3 separate regions of the Homo sapiens genome follow, and all the other regions are linked to region 2. The links are chromatin loops, found by intact Hi-C in ENCODE. Cell type or tissue: Caco-2. All regions are shown on one strand.

Region 1 (8,000 bases), 250 kb before region 2:
CAGATCATCAGCATCTGGAGCTTGCTCAAATTTGAATTCCGCTGGGTGCGGTGGTTACGCCTGTAACCCCAGCACTTTAGGAGGCTGAGGCAGAGAGATCACTTAAGCTCAGGAGTTTGAGACCAGCCTGGCTAACATGGGGAAAACCCTGTCTCTACTAAAAATACAAAAATTTGCCAGGCATGGTGGCGCACTTCTGTAATCCCAACTACTTGGGAAGCTGAGGCATGAGAATCGCTTGAACCCGGAAGGTGGAGGTTGCAGTGAGCCGAGATCATACCACTGCACTCCAGCCTGGGCGACAGAGCAAAAAAAAAAGGCCTGGCACGGTGGCTCACGCCTGTAGTCCCAGCACTATGGGAGGCTGAAGGATCACTTGAGGTCAGGAGCTCAAATAAAATAAAATAAATTTGAATTCCATCAAATACCCACAGGTTACTGGTTCCAAGTCCATAGCTACCAAAAATATGGCCCTCTCTGACATCGCTATTCCACAGTATCATTCCCAAAGGGAAAAACAGACTAAACCTGCCAAGCCACAGAAAGAAGAAATGATGATAAACCTGAAATTGTCACTTACTATGGCACAAGTCCAAGTAGATCAGGACAATCACCCAAACCTACCCTCCCTCCCCCTCTCTCTTTCTGCACACAATTCCCATCTCAGAAGGTAGCCAGGGGTGTACAACATTTTTCACTCCTAAAAAGCCTGGTTCAAATGTCAACAGTCACGGATGAACTGGGTTTTATAGCTTGAGCTATTCCACAAACACCCTGCAGGCTGGAAGGAGGAGTCTCCCAGGTGACAAATTCCACTGCCCAAAAAAGGGAGAAAGAAGCACCAGGACACAGAAGATGACACTCAAGCGTTCTTCCATTTGTGAACTTTGGGAAAGATGTTCATTGTGCCATCCCCCAACCGCCAGGAACCGCAGGCTCACTGATACTTGCAAATTGGTCCAGAACTTTAGGAGCCCCATTCTTCCTAAAATGGGTTAAAAAAAAAATTGGGATTCCTCCCAATGTTGGTACAAGAGTTAAATGTTTAAAAAAAAAAAAAAATTCTGGGAAGCACTCTGGCCATAGTTACCATGAGCCTTATGCTCATTTAAAGCCGGGCATGGTGGCACACGCCTGTAGTCCTGACTACTCAGGAGGCTGAGGTGGGAGGATGGCTCATACCCACGAGTTCAGGGCTGCAGTGAGCCATGATTGCACCTATCAAGAGCCGCTGCACTACTCCAGCCTGGGCAACATAGCAAGACCCCATCTCTAAAAATAAAATACTCATTCAATTTGACCCACAAGATATACTGACTGCCTACTTGGGGCTTCACAACAGCCCCACTGTGGGGGTTCCATGGCACAGATCTGGAGGCACAGCAAGCATAAGTAACTGCCCAAGTGTGGAGCTGGATCCCGGGAGTAAGTCACACACTATACTGTGTCACACAAGCCTCCTCCCTAGGGGCCTGGGGCTGTCTTGTTAGCACTAATATCACAGTGTTAGTCTACTCAAAAGTATCTCTTGAATTCATAAACCCAATCACGCCACTTCTAGAATTATAAGGTGTAAGGATGTTCATTGCAAAATACTTATAAATATCATTGCTAAAAATTAGGAATAACCTAAGTTCCTACAGTATGAGAAGTTCCAATTATGAGAATAGTTAGGATATTAGGGTATATGCATAGGTAGCAATTCTTAAAGAATGCTTTCAATAATATTCAAGATGATTAGAAAACAGAAATGATAAAATAGTAAGTGAAAAAAGGAGGATACAAACTATATCAATAGGAAAATTCACGTTTTAAAAAGTAAATTAAAAGATATTGAAAGGTGGCCGGGCGCTGTGGCTCACACCTAAAATCCCAGCACTCTGGGAGATGGAGCCGGGAAGATCGTGCCACTGCACTCCAACCTGAGTGACAGAGCAAAACAAAAACAAACAAACAACACCTCAACAACAAAAAGAAAAACAGACAAAGTGAAAATGGATAAAGGATATGGATAGACATTTTTCCAAAGAAGATAAACAAATGGCCAATAAGCATACGAAAAGACGCTCAACATCAGGGGCCATCCGGAAAATACAAATCAAAACCACAATGAGATACCGCTCCACACTGACTAGAACGTCCAGAATCCAAACAACTGACAGTAACAAGGATTGACCGAGATGTGGAGAAACGGAAACTGTCATACGTTGCTGGTAGATACGTAAAATAGCGCAGCCACTTTTGGAAAACAGACAGACAGCTCCTCAAAAGGTTAACTATAGAGTCACCATATGACATTGCCAACCCACTCCTAGGTATATACCCAAGAGAAACAGAAATCTACACCCACTCAAATACTTGTACACAATTGTCCATAGCAGCATTATCTATATAGACAAAAAAAAAAATCCAAATGTGCATTAATTGATGAATGGATAAATAAAATGTAATATATCCATAAACAGATTATTATTCAGTGATAAAAAGGAATGAAGCATTGATGAGTGAATATGCATGGATGAATCTTGAAAACATCACACTAAGTAAAACAGGCCAATCACAAAAGGCCACCTATTGTATGGTTCCAGATGTTTGGAGTGTCTGTCATAGGCAAATCTATAGAGGTAGAAAGTAGATTAGTGGGTGCTTTAGGGCTGGAGGAATGAGGAAGACAAGGGAGTACAGCAGGAAAGTGGGTATAGAATTTCCTTTGGGGTGATAAAAATATCCTAATTTGATTGTGATGATGGTTGCAAAAAAAAAAAAAAATCCCAAAATATACTAACTATATTAAGAAGCCATACTCACCAACGCAGTGACTCACGCCTGTAATCCCAACACTGTGGGAGGCCAAGGCCAGTGGATCACCTGAGGTCAGGAGTTCAAGACCAGCTTGGCCAACATGGTGAAACCCCATCTCTACTAAAAATACAAAAAATTAGCCGGGCATGGTGGTGGGTGCCTGTAATCCCAGCTATTCAGGAGGCTGAGGCAGGAGAATCGCTCGAACCCCAGAGTGGGTGGTTGTAGTGAGCCGAGATCACGCCACTGCACTCCAGCCTGGGCAAAAGAGTGAGACTGTATCTCGGGGAAAAAAATAAAATAAAAAAGTCATACTTTAAATAGGTAGACTGTATGGAATGTGGAGTTTATCTTAATTAAGATCTTAATTATTTACATCTTTTTTAAAGTATGTGGTTTAAATGGGACCTTGTGCCCTGTTATGCTGGCCTTTTGAGTTACAAAACAAAATCTCTAACTTTCCTAATTCAGACTATACCTCAAGTCCAAGGCTATTCTTTTTAGAGGAAAGGCGTTTCTTTCTTGTATTTGAAAATGTGTTTCCCAGCAGCCCTGCATCATCCTGGCTCCTGTCTGCCCTGACACATTGCTTCCTTAGAAAACGCCTAATTCCAGCACAGAGAAAACAAGCAGGGCCTCCCCATGCCTTGCTGCACCTGCCCAGGTTTACCTCATCGGGGCTGGATGCCTGGTATACGCGGCAGGAGTCTTCGTACTGCTTCTCGGCCTCAGCCTGATCAGTCACACCGTTGGACTCATACACGGGAGTCACGTTGTGGCAGAGCGCGATGGCCTTCACGGCTTCGTGCACGCGGCTGCTCATGGTCCGCCGGACCTTAGTGGTGAGCGTTGGGCCCTTCTGAGCCGGTGGGTCCTGGGATTGCTACAGGAAGGAGAAATGAACAAGGAAGATGACCAGAGGCAGGAATGATTTGGAGAGTGGAAGAACAGCCGTGCAGCTATTGTTTCTTTTTTCTACTGTTCCAACACACAGAACCCTTAGATATATCTACAATGATGCTGCAAATAAATGACATGCAATTTTCAGGGTTTGTCATTTATGCTCGGCAAAAAAAAAAGAAAAAGAGACAGAGGAAAAAAAATACAATTTAATGAACGAGAACGATTCTACCTGCAGATTGAGTGAATCTATCCTCCCTGGGGTGGTGTCGGGGGCTTTTGACAGAATGAGGACCCCACTGCACTGAAAGGGATCCCGGTAGTTCAGAGCAGGGCTTCCCCACTTGGGTACTCCTATGTTGGGGGACATTATATAGGGTGTTCAGCAGCATCCCTGTCCTCCAGCCACCAGATGCGCTGGACGCCAGCAGCACTCCCCTAGTTGTGACAAGATATGTCACCAAATGTCCAATAGAGGCCAAAATCACCCTCGGCTTAGAACCACTGTTTAAGCTCACAATCTTCTTGGTTTACAACAGAAGGCAACAACCTCATCTGGTACCGTATGCAAGTAACAACCATCAGCAACAAGCAATCCAGGGCAGTCCAGCAAGGCGTCAGGAACAGCCAGAGGAAACCTTGGCCGGATGGGACTCACTGCAAAACGGCACCTGGCTCCCCACTGAAGCTAGACTTTCGGGTGTAATGGTAACTGTGCTCAAGTTTTGCCTTGCAGGCTGACTTTAGACCCCAGCTCTTGCCTGAGAGGCAGCTCCATGGCATACAACTGGCCTTCTCCATCCCTTCCTTTCCAACTGGCAACACAGCTCAGCCCCTGAAAGGCCAGGAATGGGTTAAGTCTTGGAAAAATGGTTTTGAGCAACATGGTAAAAAGAGCACTGAAGGGTAACCAAAGCTAAGCCTTATTCTTGGATGGGTGGCAAGCAGCTAGGACACCTGCAGCAAGTGGTGTCTGTCCTCTGAGGCTGTTTCCTGTCAACGAGAGGAGTGGCCGGGCACGGTGGCTCACGCCTGTAATACCAGCACTTTGGGAGGCCAAGGCGGGTGGATCACTTGAGGTCAGGAGTTCAAGACCAGCCTGCCGAACATGGTAAAACCCTGTCTCTACAAAAATACAAAAATTAGCTGGGTGTGGTGGCACTGTAATCCCAGCTACTCGGGAGGCTGAGGCAGGAGAGGAGTGAACTAGAGGTGGTTTTCAATCCATGCTCCACACTGAGCCCCAGGAATCCTGAGAAACCCGCTCAGCACCACCAACTGCAGCAGGATGGGAGATGCAGCCTGCAGCTCCGTTCCTCTGTCACACATCGGGTGCCACCTATGCTTCCTTTTTTTTTTTTTTTTTTTTGAGACATGAGTCTCACTCTGTCACCCAGGCTGGAGTGCAGTGGCATGATCTCAGCTCACTGCAATCTCCGCCTCCTGGGTTCAAGTGATTCTCCTGCCTCAGCCTCCCGAGTAGCTGGCATTACAGGCGCCCGCCACCAAGCCCTGCTAATTCTTGTATTTTTAGTAGAGATGGGGTTTCACCATGTTGGCCAGGCTGGTCTCGAACTCCTGACCTCAAGCGATCCGCCTGCCTCGGCCTCCCAAAGTGCCGGGATTACAGGTGTGAGCCACCGTGCCCGACCCCCACCTAGGCTTCCTTTGAAGAAAGGGTTCTACTGCTTTAGAATATAATGAAAATTAAGACCACTGGCGGGGGGGGGGGGGGGAAGGCTCATTGTTGAACACAAGCCAAATGCCCTCGCATCTGATCAACACCTGCCTGCATCTCCAGCTGTCCCTCATGCCATCTTCCTCCCGTTCCCTCTGCTCCAGCCATGCTGGCCTTTCTGTTCTTTGGGCACTGCCAAGCTTCTTCCTGCCTGAGGGCCTCTGCACTTGCTGTGCCCTCTGCCTGGAACCCCATCCCCCAGCTCACTGCAGGGCTGGCTTGCTCAGTCTCATCATTCAGGCCTCAATTCAACTTTACCTCCTCAAAGAGGCTCTTCCTGGGCCCCCCAGTTCATGGCACTCCACTTGCCTTCCCGTTGCAAGTCACATTTTGGCAACACCCTGTGTGTTACTCTCTTCATTGTCTAAATTGGCCTATTTACCTGACGGTTCCCTCTCATTAGACCATAGAAACAGAAGGCTCACCTGAGTGAGTTACTCATCACTGTATTCCTAGTATCCAGGGCAGTGTCTGGTATGTAACAGATATTTGCTGAACAATTAAATTAATAACTTAATAGTCCCAAGGTGGTGGTAGGGAGTCCTCAATTGACATGCATTTTTTTTCATTTTCAAGAAGTAACAACTATGAAATCGACATCAGTTTCAGATTTTAAATCACAGATTTAGACAAGGGGTCACCTACAACAGTCTTACTGAATCCACAGCCAACTGAATTGTGGAGGCTAGAAATGTGTATGGAGTTACCAGATTCTACATTCTATTAAAAACATATTTATCCAACAGGAGAGAAGTGATCTGATCCTTTAAAATGAGTCGCACTTTACACCCATGACACCCGATTGCCCAAAATAGAGAACAGATGGGTTACAAGAAACAAGAAAATGACTTTCACTTAATTTTTTAATACTATTTTTAGTATTAGCATTAGACTCCTCAGGTAATTAGACAATTACTAAATTATTCTGGTCACTGCGGGGACACAGCGCTCTGCCTTCCTGCTCTGTTAACCTCTGGTGTCAGGAGCACACGAGTTTCACTTCCAGGCCAAAGGGCACTGCATGGTAACAATAATTAGAGTAATGAATCAGAACTCCGGTTTAAATGAATCATTATTTGCCGAGTGCTTTTAATTATAAAGAATTTAACTCTAAAATTATAAAGAAAAGATTTACAGAAAGGTTCTCTATTGGAGAGACTAAATCGAGAACCCTTTTTTTAAAAAATTCTATAATTTAGGTTCTAGCCACGAACACGTGTCTTCATTTCTGTCCGCATTCCTCAGCACCTGGACCAAATCGTTATTTAACATTAGGCGCAATAACAAGACCTTTGACAAAGTAATTACTGTGGTTGGCAAGTTTCAGTATCCACGGATTTAAATGAAAAGCTGTACTGAGGGCATCCTTCATGAACTTCTGGATTTTGTAAAGCAATCTGCTTTCATATCTACAAAAGTCAAATGCTTCCACTAATATTTCAAACATGGGATAACACAGAGCCATGGGATTTTGTATTCCAGGTGAAACAATTCCCAAGCAAGGCAAAAAGAGAACCACAGACGGTCAGATGTTGACAAAGGCCTCACTCAGGAGACCATCTGACAACGAATGAATTAGAAGACTACTATGATAGCCTGACCAACATCACAGGCCACAGGTTCAATGCCTCCACCCACATATCTTTCTCTCTTAAATTAATACTTTCCCACCTTTCCTACTAAAATGTTCCAGGAAGGAGAGGAAATACTCATTGGTGCTGAAACTGCTTCTTTTAATTGTTAAATAAAGTCTCATTTGCACACCAAATGGTCATGCGCATACATCCTTAAGGCACTGAAACTGACCAGGGGCTGTGTTTGGATGATGCCTGTCTTAGGCCTGGCCTTCAAACATCCTCACATTCCCCATATGGAAGAGTTTCACATTGTACAGTGTTTATCTCTAACCTCCTCCCCATAGGCCCTTTAACCTACACACATTTCTTCTTACTTAAAAAATACCAGGGGAAAACAAAAACAGATGTGGCATCCACAGAGGCAGGTTATGACTCTTTTTGCCCTGGGGAAAAACCACTGGTCCCCTTATGGAGGGAGGGAGGGCAGAACAGCTCCACACGAGGTCAGAAGTGACTTCAGAACCAAGCACAGGTCACTATTGGGAGAGGAATTAAGATCTCCAAATACAAAGGGCCCTGACTTGGGCCCCTGGGCGGGTGTCTCGAATCCTATAAAGCCCCTGAGTCATTTATAGCATCCCAGCCAATAAATGAGACACCAAGGCAGGGAAAATAGGCTTCCCTTTCCCATTAGTAATCCACAGCTAGGGCCATTTCCTGACAAGAACTCCAGCCTGTTATTACAGAAAAGATTAATACAAAAATTAAACGTTGAGTCACCAGGAATGCCAGTTTTCTTTCCAAATGCAGTTAAAACTTCACCACATATGGGCATTCATACTATTAATGGATATTAGGAATGGGTTGCAATTGACTGAAATACACTTTTTTTTTTTTTTGAGACAGGGTCTCACTCTGTTGCCCAGGCTGGAGTGAAGAGGCATGATCACAGCTCACTGCAGCCTCAACCTTCTGGGCTCAAG
Region 2 (8,000 bases):
TCTGTCTTCAGTTGTGCTCAGTAACAAGAATCATGACTTCCTTATAAATGCATAAAATCTCAGGGAGACAGAGAATTATGTCTGTGTGAGGATTTACAGTAGTGCTTAAAAATCCCAGATTGATTACAAGCTATCCCAGATGGCTTCAAACACAACAATACTGAAAGGAAGCAAGTTTATCATCAAAGAGAAAACTAGGAAGCAACTGTGGGAAATCACAGTTTGTCTAGATAAGAGAAGTCTACAAAGAGGCAGCAGGAGGCATTTGAACTGTTTTGTATTCTTATTGTAGTGGTGGTTACACAACTCTGAAAGTATGTTAAAACTCATAGAACGTACATACATATATAAAGTCAATAATTTAAAAATCTAAAATCTATTTAGCCATGAAATATGATGCTATAGAACTTGGTTTGCTGCTGGGCATAGTGGCTCATGCCTATAATCCCGGCACTTTGGGAGGCCGAGGTGAGTGGATCATGAGGTCAGGAGTTCAAGACCAGCCTGGCCAACATAGTGAAACCCTGTCTCTACTAAAAATACAAAAATTAGCCAGGTGTGGTGGCGCATGCCTGTAGTTCCAGCTACTCGAGAGGCTGAGGCAGGAGAATCTCTTGAACCTGGGAGGCGGAGGTTGTGGTGAGCCGAGATCATGCCACTGTACTCCAGCCTGGGCAACAGAGCCAAAAAAAAAAAAAAAAACATTAAAAAGTTGGTTTGCCAAAATGTGGTACACACAGAGCTGGTTGTACACAAGATGATATAAGACGAAACGTAGATGAACATTTGAATTGTGTAGTTATGTATTTGCATTAATTCATATTAGAAGAATGTCTAGTTTATCAAGCCTATAACTTCAAAAAGACAATTATATAAGGTTAGGCTAAGTAGAAATTTGAGTTGCTTTAAAGGAAAATATAAAGTAAATAATTATACAGGTTTTATGCATGTAGACAAGATTTTTGATCGGGGTATGGGAATAAAGTTATTTGTCTGAAAATCCTACCTTGACTGAGTGTGGTGGCTCATGCTTGTAATCCCAGAATTTGTGGGGGGCGGCCAAGACAGGAGGATTGCTTGACCCCAGGAATTTGAGGCCAGCCCTGGCAACACAGTGAGACCCTGTCTCTACAAAAAAAATAGAAAAATTATCCAGGCGTGGTGGCGTGTGCCTGTGGTCCCTGATACTCCAGAGGTTGTGGTAGGAGGATGGCTTCAACCCAGGAATTTGAGGCTGCAGTGAGCTACAACTGTGCTACTGCACTCCAGCTTGGGTGACAGAGTGAGACCCAATCTCAAAAAAAAAAAAAAAAAAAAAAAAAAGTCCTACTGTTATAGAGTTTATAATCTAGCAAGTGCAGAAAAACAGGGATATTAAAAGATTATGAAATAATTTTAAAAATCAGTTACCAACGCATAACACTGTGAATGTATTTAATGCCAGTAAACTGTACACTTTAAAATGGTTGAAATGCTAAAATTTATGTTATATATATTTTAATATGATAAAAACCCAATTTCCAAACATATATTAAAAATGATGCCATGCCCGGGTACAGTGGCTTACACCTGTAATCCCAGCACTTTGGGAGGCTGAGGCAGGTGGATCGCCTGAGGTCAGGAGTTCGAGACCAGCCTGATCAACATGGAGAAATTTTGTCTCTACTAAAAATACAAAAATTAGCTGGGTGTGGTGGTGCATGTCTGTAATCCCAGCTACACAGGAGGCTGAGGCAGGAGAATTGCTTGAACCCGGGAGGCGGAGGTTGCAGCCGTTGTACTTCAGATTGGGAAATCGTGCCATTGCACTCCAGACTGGGCAACAAGAGTGAAACTCAGACTCAAAAAAAAAAAAAAGATGCCATTTTTGTAAAAGACATGCACATGTCTTTCTTATGCATAGGAAATTGGAAGGATGGATAGCTACTTTTATACATAGGAAATTGGATAGAAAGATAATACTGGTGGCTGGGCGCAGTGGCTCATGCCTGTAATCCCAGCACTTTGGGAGGCCAAGGCAGGCAGATCATGAGGTCAGGAGATCCAGACCATCCTGGCTAACATGGTGAAACCCTGTCTCTACTAAAAAAATACAAAAAAATTAGCCAGGCGTGGTGGCGGGCGCCTGTGGTCCCAGCTACTCGGGAGGCTGAGGCAGCAGAATGCATGAACCCGGGAGGTGGAGCTTGCAGTGAGCCGAGATCGCGCCACTGCACTCCAGCCTGGGCGACAGAGCGAGACTCCGTCTCAAAAAAAAAAAAAGAAAAAGAAAAAAGAAAAGAAAGATAATACTTGTCATTTTTGGATAAGATTCTGACTGATTTTTTTTTTTTTTTTTTTTTTGAGACAGAATTTTGTTCTTGTTGCCCAGGCTCCAGTGCAATGGCGCAGTCTGGGCTCACTACAATCTCTGCCTCCCGGGTTCAAGTGATTCTCCTGCCTCAGCCTCCCAAGTAGCTGGGATTACAGGAATGTGCCACCATGCCCAGCTAATTTTTTGTATTTTTAGTAGTCATGGGGTTTCACTATGTTGGCCAGGCTGGTCTCGAACTCCTGACCTCGGGCCATCCACCCGACTCAGCATCCCAAAGTGCTGGGATTACAGGCGTGAGCCATCATTGAGTGATTTTTATTGTTTACTTACCTTGTCCAACATCTTATAGAATACATACGTATTAATTTACAATAAGGTTTTATTTAAGAGACTTTTTTTTTTTTTTGGAGACAGAGTTTCACTCTGTTGCCCAGGTTGGAGTGCAGTAGTGCAATTCTCGGCTCACTGCAACCTCTGCCTCCCAGGTTCAAGTGATTCTTGTGCCTCAACCTCCCGAGTAGCTGGGATTACAGGCATGCACCACCACACCCAGTTAATTTTTGTATTTTTAGTAGAGACGGGGTTTTGCCATGTTGGCCAGGCTTGTCTCGAACTCCTGGCCTCAAGCAATCCACCTGCCTTGGCTTCCCAAAGTGCTGGGATTACAGGCATGAGCCACTGTGCCCGGCCGACGTTTCTGTGATTTTTTATTGAATGGCCAAAAAAAGGAGGGAAGGAGGGAGGGGTATCCTGGGGAGGTCAACGGAAATAAAACCAAAATAAGATTTGAAAAAAGGAAACCACTAAAAATGCAATGTGGCATCTTAGATCCTAGAACAGGAACAAGACATTAGTGGAAAAATCAGTAAAATCCAAATAAAGTCTAGAGGTCAGTTAACGGTATTTTACTAATGTTCATTTCTCAGTTACCGTGGTATGTAAGATGTCAAAATCTGGGGAAATTGAGTAGAGAGTATGTGTGAACTCTTAATACAATGTCTTTGTAACTTTTTGGTGAAATTAAAATTACTCCAAAACAAGAAATGTATTTTAAAAATTTAAGTTTAGAGGTTGGAATCATCTTTTTCCTCTTCAGTTTATATTACTGTCATTAACAATAGCCACCAATGACTAATGGCTAACTTTGGAATTTCCACAAATAGCAGGAGAAAACCATTTGGGGTAGGCAACTATTGAAAAGTTACATTTAGATAGTCCCAAAACAAAAGAGAGAGATTTGCAAATTCAGAGGTGATTTTCTGTTTTCTTTTTTTTCTTAGCGTTCTATAAAAGTTCAGTGACGACTTTTAGAAATTCTCCTTTGGATATCCTTAGCTTCCAGGGCCGGAACCAGCACCCTCTAGCCTTCTATGACTCAATCCATGCATATAGATTAGGGGCCAGATACTCTACTTGCATTTCCAGAAATATGAGGGGGGAGTACTTCCCAAGGAGAGGATGTAGTCTCTTTGAAATTTGACCCTTTAAAAGTTGGGCTGCTGGACATTAATAAGGAAGAATTGAAAGTGCAGATCAATAAGACTTGCTGAAAATAAAACACACATTAGCATAGAGTGTTCTCCCTATAACCAAGATTAATGCCTTTTTAAACCAAACCAGAGCACAAAGGTATATCTTTGAGGCTAATTGCCGCTAGCAGATTGCAGAGAGAAAGAAAGACAGGCTTGGGGGCAGGGGCTGGTGGACAAAACCCAATTGCAGAACTCCTAAGAGCAGGAGTGAAATGAAATAACCCCTTGAGTTATGCAGAGAATTTAACCAGCGCTGGGCTCGGTTTTATTGGGCATGCATTTGAAATTTAAATACGTTCTGGGGACAATGCCTTTTTACAGCATAGCCAGGAGCTTGCCAAATAGGAGCACAGCAAGTTTATTAACAAGAGGACATGATCAAACATAAAATAGCAGGCTAAGGACTCCTTTTCTTGTACAGCCACGCTGAAAAGACTTCTGTGGAATTCCAATCCTGCTCTCGACACACCCCTTGTCTAGGACTGTATTTACTCAAACAGCCACCCTCATTTCCTTTTAAAATTTATTTGTCATTAGCCATTACTCACTGCAAAGCTACTTTTTGAGATTTTAATATCCCTTTTAATAAGGCACTATTCTTTGAAAACTACAATACCAACATTTTTGTTGGTACAGTGTTTTTTGGTATTTGAAAAACTATGAAATCAGAAGAACTTATGGCTTGAGATAGTCCCAGATGCATAAATACCCTAAATCAAATGGGCACTTGTTTAGAATGCTTTCTAAGGATGTTCCTCACCCATCTAAAACCCTTCCAACATATCGCATCATGGTTAAGCAGGTAGAATCTAGAATATGATTGTCTGGGTCTAAACCCAGGCCTCCTCCACCTTGGCCTTGGGCAAGTTCCTTAACATTTCTGTACCTGATGTCCTCATTTCTAAAATGGGGCTAATAATAGTCCCCACCTCATAGGGTTGTTTTAAGGGTATACATGTGTGTATACATACGCGTGTACACATGTTGCATATGTATATATTGCACATGTAATTGTGTGTGTGTGTTTATATATAGATATGTGTGTGTGTGTATTTATATATAGATGTGTGGGTGTGTGTATATTGTACTTCCAGGAGAATTCTCAATAAATGGGAGCTGTGGTTGTTTTAGCTTTTTATTGTATTATGGCTGTGAGGCAGAGCTTGTGTTCCTGTGTTTTTTCCCCAGGGGTGGTTTGGCCATGGAAATGAACGGGGTGGCAGGTGATGCTGGGGAGACCAAGGAAAGCAGGAAGAGTGAGGTTGGGAGCAAGAGAAAAGAAGGACGGGAGGTCCAGTCTCAGCTCCTTGCCCTTCTCCTGCCATCTCACTAGCCTCTTACCCCAGGCTTAGTCTCTCAGCTCTTCCCTTCGTTTTCTCCTGAGTTGATCCATTTTCTTAAAGTCTGACTGTCTTTCCTAACAATGTATTAGAAAATAAATAATAAGGCCAGGTGCAGTGTCTCATGCCTATAATCCCAGCGCTTGGGAGGCCGAGGCGGGCGGATCACATGCAGTCAGGAGTTCAAGACCAGCCTGACTAACATGGTGAAACCCCGTCTCTACTAAGAATACACAAATTAGCCGGGCATAGTGGCAGGCACCTGTAATCCCAGCTACTCAGGAGGCTGAGGCAGCAGAATCGCTTGAACCCCGGAGGCAGAGGTTGCAGTGAACTGAGATCGTGCCATTGAACTCCAGCCTGGGCGACAGAGCAAAACTCTGTCTAAATAAATAAATAAATAAACAAATAAATAAATAAGCAAGCTGGCTGTGGTGGCGCGTGCCTGGAGTCCCAGCTACTCAGCAGCTGAGGCAGAAGAATTGCTTGAACCCAGGAGGCGGAGGTGGCAGTGAGCTGAGATTGCACCACTGCACTCCAGTCTGGGTGACAGAAGAGACTCCATTTCAAAACAAACAAACAAAAAACCCCCACCAAACTCCTGGTCAACCTCAAATCTGCATTCTTACAGGATTCACCTGCTTGGCTCCTGGCAACTCTATCCCACCACTGGCAAAACAACGGACAAACAAATAAACAAAAAAACAGGAGATTTCTTTGACTTTTCGATTTCTCTGCTTTCCCATCCAACCCAGCCATCCATCTTCATCGTTAAAACGGATTCGGAATCAGACCCTTCTCTCCATCCCCACTGCTCCCATCGTGGTCCAAATCGGGACGTGGTGCTAACTCCCCAGCTGCCTCCTGCCCCATGCCCTGTTCTTCACACAGCAGGCTGAGTGATGCCACGGAAGTGCAGGCTGGACTACATAGCTCACGTGCAGTCTCAGCTGACGCCCGAATCCCCACAATCTCTGCCTCCCTTGACTCCTGACCACAGCTACCCTACTTTCTCCCCCCTGGCTGGCTCCTCCAGCCACACCAGCCTCCTTACTGCTCCACGAGTCCCCCAGGAGGCTCTGCCTTTGGACCTTGGCACTGGCTGTGCCCTCGGTCTGGGGCAATTCCCCCATATTCCATGCCCCTCTCCTCCCTTGCTCTGTCCTTCCTTCAAATCACCTTCATTGGGGTGAGGTGGCTCATGCCTGTAATCTCAGCACTTTGGGAGGCCAAGGTGGGCAGATCACTTGAGGTCAGGAGTTCAAGACCAGCCTGGACAACATGGTGAAACCCTGTCTCTACTAACAATACAAAAAATAACTGGGCGTGGTGGCACGCACCTGTAATCCCAGCTATTCGGGAGGCTGAGGTGGGAGAATCGCTTGAACACAGGAGGCAGAGATTGCAGTGAGCCGAGATCACGCCATTGCACTCCAGCCTGGGCGATAGAGTGAGACTCAAGTCTAAAAAAAAAAAAAAAAAAAATCACCTTCTCTGTGACCTTCACTGACCTCCGGATATAAAATGACAATCCTTACCCATCAGCACTGGTTCCTCTCTCTACTTTTTTTTAAATCCATAGCATTTACCACTATCTAACACATTATACATTTTACTTAGATAATTTTGTTGATTATCTCCTTTCCCTTACCACCCCCCAGCCCCCACCCCATGTGAGCACCATGAGATTAGGGGCTTTCTTCATTCATTGCTCTATCTCCTGTCTGGAATAATGTCTAGCACATGGCAGAGCTCAAGCATTATTTGCTGAATGATTTAATATCTGTCTACTTGACTACTACCATCTATTCGAATACTCAAAGTCAGGGGCTGTACATGTTTGTGCTTACTCCAATGGCTGGTGCATGGCAGTCGTCCAGTACATTTTGTTGGGTGACTATACATGGGCTTTGTAGGGCATCTGCTTCCTTCTCTGCAATAGGAGAAATGGGGAGTGCTGATTAGAAAGTCTGCCGGGCGCGGTGGCTCACGCCTGTAATCCCAACACTTTGGGAGGCTGAGACAGGTGGATCACCTGAGGTCAGAAGTTCAAGACCAGCCTGACTAACATGGTGAAACCCTGTTTCTACTAAAAATGCATAATTAGCCAGGCGTGGTGGCACATGCCTGTAATCCCAGCTACTCGGGAGGCTGAGGCAGGAGAATCGCTTGAATCTGGAGGTGGAGGTTGCGGTGAGAGAGATCACGCCATTGCACTCCAGCCTGGGCAACGAGAGCGAAACTCCGTCTCAAAAAAAAAAAAAATTAAATTAAAAAAAAAATAGTAAGCCCAATCCTGCCTATGGGGGCAGCTTTCCCTTGGCCCCAGTATGGCGGCTTTTGCCTATAATCTTAGCACATTGGGAGGACAAGGCAAGAGGACAGATGAGGCCAGGAGTTTGAGACCAGTCTCAGCAACATAGTGAGACTCTGTCTCTGCAAAAAAATAAAAAAATAAAAATTAGCCAGGTATGGTGGTGTGCACCTATAGTTCCAGCTACTTGGGAGGCTGAGGTGGGAGGATCGCTTGAGTCCAAGTGTTCGAGGCTGTAGTGAGCTGTGATGGCATCTTTGTACTCCACCCTGGGTGACAGAGTGAGACCCTGTCTCAAAAAAAAGAAAAAAAGAAAAAAAAAAAAGAAAGAGAGAAAGAGCTTTGTTTCCTGCATAACAAACCACCTCAACACTTAATGGCTTAATACAACCACCTATGTATCTCATAATTGTGCAGGCTGGTGAGGCAGGTCTTCCGGTGTGGGGCGGCTCAGCTGATCTCTTCAAATCAAATAATCCTCCCAGTCAACACAGATTAAA
Region 3 (8,000 bases), 120 kb after region 2:
GGAGGCCGAGGCTGGCAAATACCTGAGGTCAGGAGTTTAAGACCAGCCTGGCCAACATGGTGAAATCCTGCCTCTCTAAAAATACAAAAATTAGCCAGGCGTGCTGGTGGGTGCTTGTAATCCCAGCTACTCTGGAGGCTGAGGCAGAAGAATCGCTTGAACCCAAGAGGTGGATGTTGCAGTGAGCTGAGACTGCACCACTGCACTTCAACCTGGGCAACAGAGCAAGACTCTGCCTCAAAAAAAACACAAAAAACAAAATACAAAACAAAAAAAGATATGACGTGTTGACACATATGATTCTTTTCAATTGCAGTGATGATCCTTTTGGGAACAGATCACAGTCTATTACCCTTCCCCTGCCTGGTGGATATTTAGGCTGTTGGCAATATTTTGCCATTCCAGCCATGCCGTGAGCTTCCTTATGACCTTGGGACATTCCTGAGGGTGTGTTCCTAGGTTCTACGTCATGGACATGTTACTTTCCTCTTGATACGGTACTCTCCAAGCTATCACAGAGAAATTTATCCTGGTCTTGCATCCCTCTTACCAACTGGGGACTAACAAGTATGGTCAATCCGAGCTCTTCACCCAGCCTGTGGATCCAAGGAGATGCAAGGTGTTGGCAGCCCATCCCTGCCGCTCCTCCCTGTCTGGGTGCCCTGCAGCTCCTGGCCACCCTTTGCTCCTGGCATATGCCAAGCTCTTCCCAGCTTCCAGAGCTTGCTCTAGTTGTTCTTGGGCCTCTGATGTCCTTCCCCAGACTTCTGCTGTCCATCAGGTCGCCACATGGCCCAGGTGGTGACTCCACACTTGAGATGTGACTGGTGCATGGGAGGAACTGGATTTTTATTTTTTATTTTTTTTTGAGGCAGAGTCTCGCTCTCTCCCCCAGAATGCAGTGGCACTATCTTGGCTCATTGCAACCTCCGCCTCCCGGGTTCAAGCGATTCTCCTGCCTCAGCCTCCTTGAGTAGCTGGGATTACCGGCACATGCCACCACGCTCGGCTAATTTTTGTATTTTTAGTAGAGATGGGGTTTCCCCATGTTGGCCAGGCTGGTCTTGAACTCCTGATCTCAGATAATCCACCTGCCTCGGCCTCCCAAAGTTCTGGGATTACAGGCCTGAACCACCTTGCCCTGCCAGAACTGGATTTTTCATTTTACTTAATCTGCATTAAAACTTCAAAACTGATAAATTCACTCAGTAGTTAGAAAACATCTAATAACTTCACTCAGTAATTAGAAAACATCTAACAACTTCACTCAGTTATTAGAAAACTTTTAAGTATCTTTAGTACAACTGGGATATAGGAATCTACCTTTGTGACTGTCAACTGTATGAAACCTGAATTCAGATCAAGTACTTCTAGTGAGAATTTACAGTCTAGATTGAGGTGTGTTGTTGGTGTAAAATACACACGATTGTGAAGACTTGGTATGAAAAGAAGAATGTAAAATATTTCATTTACTTTTTTTTTTTTTTGAGACGGAGTCTCGCTCTTTCACCCAGGCTGGAGTGCAGTGGCGGGATCTCGGCTCACTGCAAGCTCCGCCTCTCGGGTTCACGCCATTCTCCTGTCTCAGCCTCCCGAGTAGCTGGGACTACAGGCGCCCGCCACCGAACCCGGCTAATTTTTTGTATTTTTAGTAGAGATGGGGTTTCACCGTGTTAGCCAGGATGGTCTTGATCTCCTGACCTCGTGATCCGCCCACCTCGGCCTCCCAAAGTGCTGGGATTACAGGCTTGAGCCACCGCGCCTGGCCTTTCATCTACTTTTTAAAAAACATTTTTGAAAATCATTTTGAAATGACAATATTTTGGAAAAAAATAGATTAAATAAAAATAAAAGATATTATTAAAATTATTTTACTTGGTTTTTTCCTTTTTATTTATTTATTTAGAGACAGGGTCTCACTGCATTTCATAGGCTGGCCTCAAACTCCTGGGCTCAACTTGTGTTCTCACATCAATGTCCCGAGTAGCTGGGACTATAGGTGTGTGCCACCATGCCTGGCTTGTTGTACCTGTTTTTTCTGTGTTCTTTTTAAAAATCTTTTAAAACTGGCTATGAGAAAATTTAACACTACATATGAGTTGAATATAATAAAATGTATTATTAAATAAACAAATAAGCAAAATTAAAAATTTAAAATAAATAAAAATGATGACAATGCAAATAAATATATTATTAAAATCAAACAAAATGTATTAAAATTGGCCAGGCACGGTGGCTTATGCCTGTAATCCCAGCACTTTGGGAGGCTGAGGCAGGTGGATCACCTGATGTCAGGAGTTTGAGACCATCCTGGCCAACATGGTGAAACCCTATCTACTGAAAATACAAAAATTAGCTGGGCATGGTGGTGCATGCCTGTAATCCCAGCTACGTGGGAGGCTGAGGCAGGAGAATCGCTTGAACCTGGGAGGCAGAGGTTGCAGTGAGCCGAGACCATGCCATTGCATGCCAGCCTGGGTGACAAGACTGAAACTCTGTCTCAAAAAAAAGAAGAAAAAATAAAAAATAAAAATAAAAATAAAATATATTAAAATTGTTTCTACCCATTTCTTCTTTCTTCCTCCTCCGTCTCCCCCTCCTCCCCCTCCTCCTCCTTTTCCTCCTCCTCCTTCTTCTTTTCTTCTTCATATTATTATAAGACTGGGTCTCATTATGTTGCCCAGGGTAGATTCAAACTCCTAGGCTCAAGCCATCCTCCTACCTCATCCTCCTGAGAAACTCTGAGACTACAGGCTCACACCACTGCATACGGCTCACCCATTTCTTTTTACCCTTTTAAAATATAGCTACTAGAAAATATAATAGTACATATGGATCTAAATATAATAAAATAGGCCAGGCACAGTGGCTCATGCCTATAGTCCTAGCTACTCAGGAGGCTGAGGCAAGAGGACTGCTTGGGCCCAGGAGTTCGAGGTGGAAATGAGATATGAATGTGCCACTGCACTCCAGCCTGGGTGACAGAACAAGACACTGTCTCAGAAATATATATCTAGTATTATTAAATAAGTAACAAAATAAAAATATATATAATAAATTATAATAGAAATAAACTAAAAATATAAAATATATTAAATTATTTCCATACATTTCCTTTTACTTTTTAAAATCTGGCTACTAGAAAATTTTAGCATTACAGACATGGCTCACATTACTTCTTTTTTTTTTTTTTTTTTGAGACAGAGTCTCACTCTGCCACCCAGGCTGGTACAGTACATTTGGGGCAAGCGTAGCTCACTGCAACCTCTATCTCCTGGGCTCAGCCTCCTGAGTAGCTGGGACTACAGGTGTGCACCACCACACCTGGCTAATTTTTGTATTTTTTTGTAGAGACAGGGTCTCACTATGTTGCCCATGCTGGTCTCAAATCCCTGGATTCAAGCAATCCACCTGCCTCTGCCTCCCAAAATGTTGGGATTACAGGCATGAGCCACCGCGCCCGGCTGCACGTTACATGTCTAATGGGAGCGCTAGCCACATCTTCCTGAGTTGTTCTCCTTCTTCTCATTCAGATCTTTACTTTGTCATCACCTCCCCAGTGGGGTCTTTCCTAACCATGCAGAATCTATGCACTTAGCCCCTGTCCCACTGTCCTGTCCCATTGCTTATTACCACCTGCCATTTTGGGGTTCTTTGTTGTTCGTCTCTCCACTAGAACATAAGCACTTTCTCAATGAAGTGTCTGCTCTCTTGTTCACGCAGCCTGCTAAGTGTTAGAACAGTGTCAGCCTCCTGGTTTTCACTCATAAATATTCGTTGCATCAACTCATCCTGATCATTTCTTATGAAAATTTTCAAGAATTATACAAAACAAACTATAAGTGTACACATACAGCCAATTCAAGGTCTCAGGACTATTTAACTTGAAATTCAACATTGAGAGACAGCATCCTTTTCTACTTTGGATTCCACAGAATTTGATCTAATTATGTTTAATTTGCCACCCAGCCTCCCTGAAAAGTGGATGCACAGGATGGGATGGAAGAAAAGAAAGATACAGTTTGGATTTATGTAGGAAGCATGTTTGCCTGCAGCTTGATAAAAGATCATGGCCTGAACCAAAAAAAAAAAAAAAAAAAAAAATCAATCAATCATTCCTTTCTTGATGGCCATTTTAAATATTTAGCTGAAATTGTCCTCATCTGGGTGTCAGCTGTTTTCTCTGCAAACACCCATCACCCTTGTGGTCACACACAATGCTGGGATGGCGGGGGGAGCCCCAGCTGCAGGACACCTCTTGTGTTTTCAATTTAAAGCCTCTGGGTTGATAGTTCACATTAACATGGAAAGAAATATACAACTTACGAGTTGGGAAAGCAGTTTTTACTCATAAAACCCTTTGATAGTTTAGCCATCTGGTCAGAGTGAAGGCCCCCATAAAAGAGACCCAAATAAGGTTAAAGGGCACAGTCTCTGAGGGTCAAGGAAGCCTACCAGAGTTTGCTCTAGTGGACTCTGCTAAAAGGATGCCTGACAAATTATTGTGCATTCCATAGCTTTTTGCGTAAGTATTTGATTACAGTGGACAGGAATGTTGTTGATATTTTCAACCTTGAGTTGGGGAGGAGGGGAGGCCGGACCTCTGCTTTTCAGACGCTCATAGTCCCTGCCCGTGTGGGGAGACGTGCTCTAAGCATTTTATCAAATGGTGTTTGTTCTGCTCTGGGCTCTATCTGTTCATTCGAAGTCTCTTGGCTTTGGCAATGGTGTGAAGAGATAGTTTCCTCTGTCTTGCGGAGAAAAAAAAACACACAAAAAACCACGTTGCATTTCTCTGACTCGCCAGGAAAGCCCCTCTGCTGTTTTTCTTGCTGTTTAGCAATAAAATCGGAAAGGAGACCACAATACTTGGAGCTCTGTGCTATTTCCGGTGTGAATGTCAACAGAACTCAGCATATTTATGGCTTTATTTCTCAGAGGGGATCACAGACAGAAGGGAATCTGAAGTGACTAAGCGCCACGTTCTTTGGCGGCCTGGACAAAAGCAGAGGAAATCACTTGATTTTATGGAGTCTTTGATAACACAAGTACAGTAAGTAAATGGCAGGTCTTTGAGCAGCTCTAGTACACATCTTAGATTTCTACAAAGTTCCAAGAAGGCAGCTCTTTCACTTGAAATTCAGAAGAATGAAGACATGATCTGAACACACTTCTTGGCGTGGCTTCGGAAGATGTTGTTTGTTATGCCTTAAGGAGAGGGACTGTTTCATTCTGGTAAAAGACACCATACCTGTGAAGGCTTTGTAGCTCTTTTTGCATAAGACTTTGTTGTAGGCCAGGCATGGTGGCTCACACCTGTAATCCCAGCACTTTGGGACGCTGAGGCAGGCGGATCACTTGAGGTCAGGAGTTTGAGACCAGCCTGGCCAACATGGTGAAACCTTGTCTCTACTAAAAATACAAAAACAAGCCCGGTGTGGTGGTGCACGCCTGTAATTCCAGCTACTCGGGAGGTTGAGGCAGCAGAATTGCTTGAACCCGGGAGGTGGAGGTTGCAGTGAGCTGAGATTGTACCACTCCACTCCAGCCTGGGTGACAGAGAGAGACTCTGTCTCAAAAAAAAAAAAAGAGAGAGAGAGAATATGATATTGGTTGCAGTGGCAGCTGTCCTGGGACAATGAAGTAAGACATCAGTGAAGTGCTGAGGAAGGTCATGTGGAGGATAGGACGTGCCCCTGTCCTGGATGACACTGTTGAATCTTTTGGAGATGCAAGATTTTTGTTTTCTGAGACAATTAAACGTCTTTGTCCAAGCCATATTGTGTTACCTTTGTGCACAAATGCATCCTACATGACATATCACATTACAGAAAATATCAGAGGCTAGTAGGTTTTAGAAGTTATAGGATTGGGAAAGTAGTTTTTTACTTTTACCAAATTAAACAAATTAATGCTTGAGAAAATGCTTTGCAAAATGCAAACCTATAGAATCTATGCATACACTATCCATTCCATCAGTCAACAAAAAGTTATTGAGCCCCAAATCAGTTAGGATTAGGTCTGGCTAGGAAAGATAGAAAACTTAAAGTAACAGTGGTTTAAACACAGAGAGAAGTTTATTTTTCTTGCATATCTATAGGCAGTACAGAGCCAATATGGTGATTTCATGATTATCAGGAACTGGGGCTCGTTCTATCTGTTCTACTATTCTCAACTTGTAGTTTTCACTGTGGTTCAATATGGAAGCATGAGCTCCGGAGAGCACGTCAACATTTACCTAGCAGTAAAGAGGAGGGGCAGCAGATAGACCCCACTCCTTCCCTAAGGCTGTTATTGGGAAGTCGCCTGTGACACATGCATTTACATCTCATTTTTCAGAACAGTCACATGACCATACCTAGTTGTAAGGGAAGCTGGGAAATGTAGTCTTTATTCTGGACAGCAAAGAATCCTGTTAACAGTAAGGGTTTCTGTTTATAGGGAAGAAAAGAATGGCTAACTAAGGTAAAGGGCAGCCTCTCCCATAGGTTCCCACCATGTGCCATTTATGAAACACTGACGGCAGAGCATATTAATACGTCAGCTTTGCTATGGTTTGGCTGTGTCCCCACCCAAATTTCATCTTGAATTCCCACGCGTTGTGGGAGGGACCCGGTGGGAGGTACTTGAATCATGGGGGCAGGTCTTTCCCATGCTGTTCTTGTGACAGTGAGTCTCATGAGACCTGATGGTATAATGAGGGGAGTTTTCCTGACCAATCTCTTTGCCTGCCACCATCCACGTAAGATATGACTTGCTCCTGCTTGCCGTCTGCCATGATTGTGAGGCCTCCCCAGCCATGTGGAAGTCTAAGTCATTAAACCTCTTTCTTTAGTAAATTGCCCAGTCTCGGGTATGTCTTTATTAGCAGCGTGAAAACGGACTAACACAAGCTTATACTAGGAAAATAAAGTATGCTTCTCATTATTTATATATTTATTCATTCAACAACTATTGCTTGAGGGCTGTTCGTACGATCTATGAGATATGAGACATTTGGTGATAGAAAAACAAAGCAGAAGAAATCATTATATAATAAGAGAAACAGCTTGATTGGGGAGAGAAGCTTATGACCAATCATCACGAATATTTTTCCCTAAGAGAATAATTGAGGATATGCAGAAAGTTTTTTTTTTTTTTTTTTGAGACAGAGTCTTGCTCTGTTGCCCGGGCTGGAGTGCAGTGGCACAATCTCTGCTCACTGCAACCTCCACCTCCTGGGTTCAAGCAATTCTCTGCCTCAGCCTCCCGAGTAGCTGAGATTACAGGCATCCGCCACCAAGCCTGGCTAATTTTTTTTTGTATTTTTAGTAGAGATAGGGTTTCACCATCTTGGCTGGGCTGGTCTTGAACTCCTGACCTCATGATCCACCCGCCTCAGCCTCCAAAAGTGCTGGAATTACAGGTGTTAGCCACCGGGCCCGGCCACAAAATTTTACCTATATAAGCTCACTGCACTTTTATGTAAACCAGCGAAAAATAGAAAGCAACTGAAATAGCCGGCTATTTTAACGATTAATTGTTGCACATAATTAAAAAACAATCTGGCAAAATCATAGCTAAAGCTAACATATGCCAGACCATGCATCAGCTGTTTACATGTGTTAGCTTATGTGATCCTTATGACAGTCCTACAAGATCATGATTATTTCCCTTTTTCTTCTGAGATAGAGTCTCGCTCTGTTGTCCGGGCTGAGTGCAGTGGCACGATCTTGGCTCACTGCAACCTCTGCCTCCCAGATTCAAGCAATTCTCCTGCCTTAGCCTCCCGAGTATCTGAGATTACAGGCACCCGCCACCACACCCAGCTAATTTTTTGTATTTTTTAGTGGAGATGGGGTTTTGCCATGTTGGCCAGGCTGGTCTTGAACTCCTGACCTCAATAACACCAAGATCTTAACAGTCAGTGGTTATCTCTGGGTGGTGGGGTAGTGGTTAATTTTTTTCTTTCCTTATATATGTATTTTATAAGTTTTTTGCAATGTTCACGTACTCCTTTT

Evidence for each region. Peaks named below come from ENCODE experiments on the same cell type or tissue, not always from the same donor. Only the 100,000 strongest peaks of a DNase experiment are listed, where the experiment ranks them.
Region 1: it touches region 2 in a loop (11-fold over the local background); 2 of 110 quality-filtered maps call a loop at or near these places.
Region 3: a loop joins it to region 2, with 3 times the contacts of the local background. A loop is called at or near these places in 2 of 110 quality-filtered maps.

The regions. Positions count from the first base shown.
Region 1 is chr20:51,653,466-51,661,465 of GRCh38, forward strand. ATP9A (ATPase phospholipid transporting 9A (putative)) reads right to left here. Exons shown (of 28, transcript NM_006045.3): 14 at 3,473-3,685. Among named protein-coding and RNA genes, the nearest start is that of ATP9A, 110 kb to the right of the region's middle. In Caco-2, no CTCF peak of the experiment used is centred here; no DNase peak of the experiment used is centred here.
Region 2 is chr20:51,906,696-51,914,695 of GRCh38, forward strand. No RefSeq gene overlaps it. Among named protein-coding and RNA genes, the nearest start is that of LINC01429, 48 kb to the left of the region's middle. RefSeq lists a silencer at 597-773. In Caco-2, no CTCF peak of the experiment used is centred here; a DNase peak (open chromatin) is centred at 4,106; H3K4me3 peaks cover 240 bases.
Region 3 is chr20:52,027,189-52,035,188 of GRCh38, forward strand. No RefSeq gene overlaps it. Among named protein-coding and RNA genes, the nearest start is that of ZFP64, 160 kb to the right of the region's middle. In Caco-2, no CTCF peak of the experiment used is centred here; DNase peaks (open chromatin) are centred at 4,223, 4,603, 4,983, 6,283 and 1 weaker place; H3K4me3 peaks cover 487 bases.